Regions from separate parts of the Mus musculus genome. Here region 1 is linked to region 2. Evidence: chromatin loops called from intact Hi-C (ENCODE). Cell type or tissue: heart. All regions are shown on one strand.

What was found. A loop is a pair of places that touch in the nucleus more often than their neighbours do. Peaks named below come from ENCODE experiments on the same cell type or tissue, not always from the same donor. Only the 100,000 strongest peaks of a DNase experiment are listed, where the experiment ranks them.
Region 1: a loop joins it to region 2, with 4 times the contacts of the local background. A loop is called at or near these places in 2 of 42 quality-filtered maps.

The regions. Positions count from the first base shown.
Region 1 is chr3:95,432,932-95,435,431 of GRCm38, forward strand. Arnt (aryl hydrocarbon receptor nuclear translocator) reads left to right here and starts at 1,459. Exons shown (of 22, transcript NM_001037737.2): 1 at 1,459-1,630. The coding sequence starts at 1,606. In heart, no CTCF peak of the experiment used is centred here; a DNase peak (open chromatin) is centred at 1,390; H3K4me3 peaks cover 1,721 bases; H3K27ac peaks cover 2,030 bases.
Region 2 is chr3:95,314,441-95,316,940 of GRCm38, forward strand. Anxa9 (annexin A9) reads right to left here and starts at 740. Exons shown (of 14, transcript NM_001379545.1): 1 at 363-740. It overlaps Cers2 (ceramide synthase 2), which reads left to right and starts at 750. Exons shown (of 11, transcript NM_029789.2): 1 at 750-905. It overlaps LOC115489748, which reads right to left and starts at 1,356. Exons shown (of 2, transcript XM_030252979.1): 1 at 1,317-1,356; 2 at 304-1,124. The coding sequence starts at 1,356. The coding sequence ends at 322. In heart, a CTCF peak has its summit at 1,256; DNase peaks (open chromatin) are centred at 761 and 1,261; H3K4me3 peaks cover 2,228 bases; H3K27ac peaks cover 2,212 bases.

The DNA.
Region 1 (2,500 bases), 120 kb after region 2:
ATGAGACCTTGTTTCAAAGAACAAAATTACCCTCCTCCCCCCAGTCCACATATACATGGTGATGAATATAATAGACTTTGGGTGTTAGTTTCATTCACTTTGCTTCTCACTACTGGATTAATTTGCAAGGTGGCCTTTGTTTCATGTCTTTGGTTTTTGTTTGTTTTTGAGATAGTGTCTTTCTATATATAGCTCCTGCTGTCTTAGAACTCACTATGTAGACCAGGCTGGCATTGAACTCAGAGAAATTGGCCAGTCTCTGCCTCCTGAGTACTAGGATTAAAGGCATGCATCACTATGCCTGGATCTGTTTGTAGTTCTTTTTTTTTTTTAAATATATATTTTTAAGATTTATTTATTTATTTTATGTATATGAGTACACTGTAGCTGTACAGATGGCTGTGAGCCTTCATGTGGTTATTGGGTATTGACTTTAGGACCTCTGCTTGCTCCAATCAACCTCGCCCACTCCAGTTGGTCGGCTCACTCAGTTCCTGCTTTCTCTGGCCCAAAGATTTATTTATTATTCTAAATAAGTACACTGTAATTGTCTTCAAACACACCAGACGAGGGCGTTAGATCTCATTAGGGGTGGTTGTGGGCCACCATGTGGTTGCTGGGATTTGAACGCAGGACCTCTGAAAGAGCAGTCAGTGCTCTTACCCGCTGAGCCATCTCTCCAGCCCCTGCTTGTAGTTCTTGATTTGTAAAATTATAGAATTTATCTCACAGTGTTTTGAGTCGACATTGTCTGTTCTGAATTGCTCAGTTCTTATAATTAGACATTACGTCTGTGTGTTTACTACCTTGTCATTTTAAAAAAACTTGTGACATAGGACACCTCACTTTTGGAGGGCAGAGAAAGGGACTAGTTTCATTTTGTAGTACAGACTGGTCTTTGCATTCTGAGTTCTGGAATACTTGTTTAATAAAAATTCTTTGTTCGTTGTCTCCATTTCAAATGTTGGCATCTTTGGTACCACGTAATCACCCAGCTTTTTCCTACCAGCTTCAGAGCCAACTCTTAAGAATTAGTTATCGGACTTTTACTAGTGACAAAAGTTCATAAAGAAAAAACAACCTAGAATGGATTAGTGATCCCTGTGTTAGAACCTATAAAGAGGGTTTGCATAACAAATCGTCTGTAGGAAGCATATGCTGATGAGCCCACTAAGAAAGAAAACATTTTAGTAAAATGCTCGTTTTCTTTGCATTTCACTGACGTCAATTTGGTTATGAATCTCTGACGCCGAGAAGGCCGGATTAGGGAAACAGCTGGTTGGCTTCCTAGCTCAGGCTTCCTAGCACTCCTCGGGTCACCGGACTCACTGGCCGAGTCACTAGCCCGGCCTCTATGGCGACTTACTGTTTCTATTGGCCAGTTCTCCCAGGGAGGCTGTCTGGAGACTGACCGCGCCCATAGTTTGGGGCGTGTCTTCTGCCCAGGATGGGGAGGGGGGTGGGCGTCCGCCATCTTGGATTCCGCGGTAGCGGTGGCGGCGGTAAGGTGCCTAATCTGCGGAGTGGCTCTTCCCTCCCCTCCCCCAGCTCGGTGGCGGCTGCCCCTCCCACCGAGGGTGGCGCAGGGACGGTGCCATCTCGACCATGGCGGCGACTACAGCTAACCCAGGTGAGGCGGCAGAAAGGACTGACAAGTGCGGAGAGCCAGAGCAGAGCAGCAGGGCCGTGGCGTTCGGGTGTTGGGGGAGGGGTGTCGAGGAGGCGCCCTGCCCGGAGGACCTGGGGAACGGGTGACGGGTGTTTGGGGGCTCCGTGCCCCAACTTCTGGAGTAGTGGTGGCGCTTGGCCAGCGTCTCCACTCTGCCTGCGGTGTTAGGGAGTGTTGTGGTCTTTTAACCCTCTGCCAGCTGATGTTCCCCTGATGCCTAGTAAGTAACTGGGCAAACTGACTTGGTGTAACTGCGAGCGTAAACTGGGCTATAGACGGGGCCACGTTGACGTTTTGCAAAGTCTTGCTTGATTCTACACTTGGTTTACATTTAAATGGAAAACTTAGTTCTTTGAGAATCTGCTCAGATTCTTGTAACTCCTATACTTTGAAATTTAGGGTTTTAGCGTAGTTATTAGTGTCTTGCTGCTGAAGGCAGAGGTTTGGGTAATGGTAATAGTTCAGGACAGGTCTTTAGTCCAGAACCCAGGTTTAAATCTTGTTAGGTCGAGGTGGAGCAACTCCTGTTCTTTCAGAAAAATGTCCCGCGCCATTTGTCTGTGGACGTCCTCTTGCTTGTTTGTCTGTCTGTCTCTGTCTCTCGTTCATCTTATTTTGAGTCTTGTCTCATTCCAGCCCCCGGTTGACTTTGGATCACTGCAGTCTCCCTCTCAGTCCTTTCTACTGTATTCAGTTACATCTTAGGAAGTATTTCATTTTAGTTGGGCTAATTTACCTTGTTATTTTCCAACAAAGTAAATCCATCATTTCCCAGAAGTCTGTATCATCGAAGAGTTTGGAGGGAGGGTTGTGTAATATTGGTCTCTGCTA
Region 2 (2,500 bases):
TCTCCCCCCCATCCGTCCCCTTATTTATTAATTTATATGAGTACAATGTGGCTGTCTTCAGACGCACCAGAAGAGTGCATGGGATCCCAGATAGTTGTGAGTGACCATGTGGTTGCTAGGAATTTAACTCAGTATCTCTAGAACAGCAGTCGGTGTTCTTAACCGCTGAGCCATGTCTCCAACCTGCTGCTCTCTTCTTGAGGCATAGATTTTATGGGACTATTTAAGGGAAAACAGGTTCTAATACGAAACTGATCACGGCTAACCATAGTGTAGCCTGGAGTACATTTTACAAAAGGTTTGAGTAGCTCTGTTAGGACTCTAAACAGCAGGGCTGGGGGAGGGGGCATTGTGGATCTCACCGTAGGGAGCATCGGGATCTGTGCAGGGTTTTCTCCGCGTGCACCCTTCCTCTGATGCCCAGTGAAGCCGGACGATGGGATTGTAGCATTCAACCCGGGGGTAAATCATGGGCTGAGGTCGCCGACCACACCAGGGCCGCGGGGTTGGGCAGAGGCAGCCAGCTCTGAACTGCTCTGGGCTCAAGCACCAGGGGGTCCCTGACCAATGTCCGGGTGGGCCGCAACCGCGCCACTCAGAGACCCAGGCGCCCTGCGGGGCACGTGCCACCCGCCCCGTCGGGGCTCCTCCGCTCCATAGGCGCAGCGCAGGGTTCCGGGCACCGGGCCCCGCCCGGCCGCGGCCCACACCCAACTCAGCTCCGCTACTGGGCTCGGCCTGGGCTCGCCGGGGCTCGGCGGGCAAAGGAGGAAGGAGGGAGGGAGCCGCGGGCAGCGGAAGGGGGAGGAGAGGACCCGGCCCAGTCAGTGCGCACCGGCCGGGCGCTAGAAGTGGGAAACGGAGTAGCGGCGCCCGGGCCGGAGCAGCTCTGCACCGGACGCCGAGTAAGTCTGTGCGCGGGTCCGCGAGGGTGGCGGGGCAGTGACGGGCGCGGGGGCTCAGGGTGCAGCTCGGAGGGAGCGGGGCCTCCACCGGCTCATGGCGGCCGGCCTGCCGGAGGGCGGGCCGAGCGCTGCTGGAGCGGGCGATCCGGGCCCGGCTGGGGCCTCGGACCAGAGAAGGCCTGCGGGGCAACAGGTAGGGGGACTGGGGCCGGGCGCTCGCTCAGGATCCATGGTACAGACGCCCCTTTGTTAGGAGTGGAGCAGTAGCGGACCTTCGGTGCTAGAAGCCCCTGCGGGCCCGCGTGCGTCCTGGGGCCTGAGTGTGGAGGCCGAGGAGGAACGGTGGCGGCCCCTGCTGTTGCTGCTGTTGCTGCTACTGCTACCGCCGCCGCTGCCGCCTCTGTTTCTGACCCCCTTGTGCCCATCCCAAGAGGGAGGTCAGAGTGTCCATGTGCCTAACGGGAAACAGGAAGGAGTACACTCTTTAGTGTCTGTCCCGGCCCCAAAGGGCTCACATTCCTATACCGTTATGGGGCGTGTTTGGCCAGCTCTGGGTTGTAACTTGCTAATTACAGGCCCAGAGGCCCTCAAGTTAGTTGGCTACCTGCAGGTGGGTGGCATTTCTTTTTAGCCTGAGCTTGGGAATTCCTGTGCCTAAGCTGCACTCCTGGCATCCAAACCAGATCTCACTTATCCGAGTTTCCAGCCTCAGCTGTCAGGGTGTTCTAAGCGCTGTGAGGTCTGGAGTGAGCCGGTCTTCCCCAGAACTGAGTTAGGGAAGGCCTCCCCCAGAAATTACTTCTGTTTGTGTGAGAGCTGGGGTAGGGGGTCACTTCCCATCCCAGAGCTAAGGTGACTGTCTTGCATTTGTGATGGGGCCCCTAAGGTCAAATATTCCGTTCCTTAGGTCTTGTTTCTGGCCACATAGTGCCTAATTTCTAAGGGGTGTGGTGTGGTGTGCTGTGTGTGTGAACTAGTTCTGGTGCCTCTATTCTCACTGGAGCCTCTGACTAGGTTTCTCTCTGTCGCTGGCCACAGGGAGACTGACATTGTACAGTTCCTTTCAACACTACCCCATTTGCCGCTGCTACTTCAACCTACTGGCCTCTCCCTGTCTCTGGAAGGCATATTCTTATATAGTGTTTGGGGTTGGAGCAGGGAAGTTTGTGAAACATCCCAGAGAAGCCTGAGGCCACGGTTGTCACAGCCTCACCCCTTAGCTTTACCAGAATCTGCCCTGTATTTTTGGGCTCATACTTTAGCCCGAAGCAGTTGACTTCTATTGCTCTTCAATATCTAGAAAGAAGTTCTTTTTTTTTTTTTTTTTTAAATGGTTGTTGATTTTGTTTTTTTTTTTTTTTAGATTTATTTATTTCATTATATGTAAATACCATAGCTGTCTTCAGACACTCCAGAAGAAGGCATCAGATCTCATTACGGATGGTTGTGAGCCACCATGTGGTTGCTGGGAATTGAACTCAGGACCTTCAGAAGAGCAGTCAGTGCTCTTAACCACTGAGCCATCTCTCCAGCCCTAGAAAGAAGTTTTTTGTTTTTTGTTTTTGTTTTTTTGGTTTTTCGAGACAGGGTTTCTC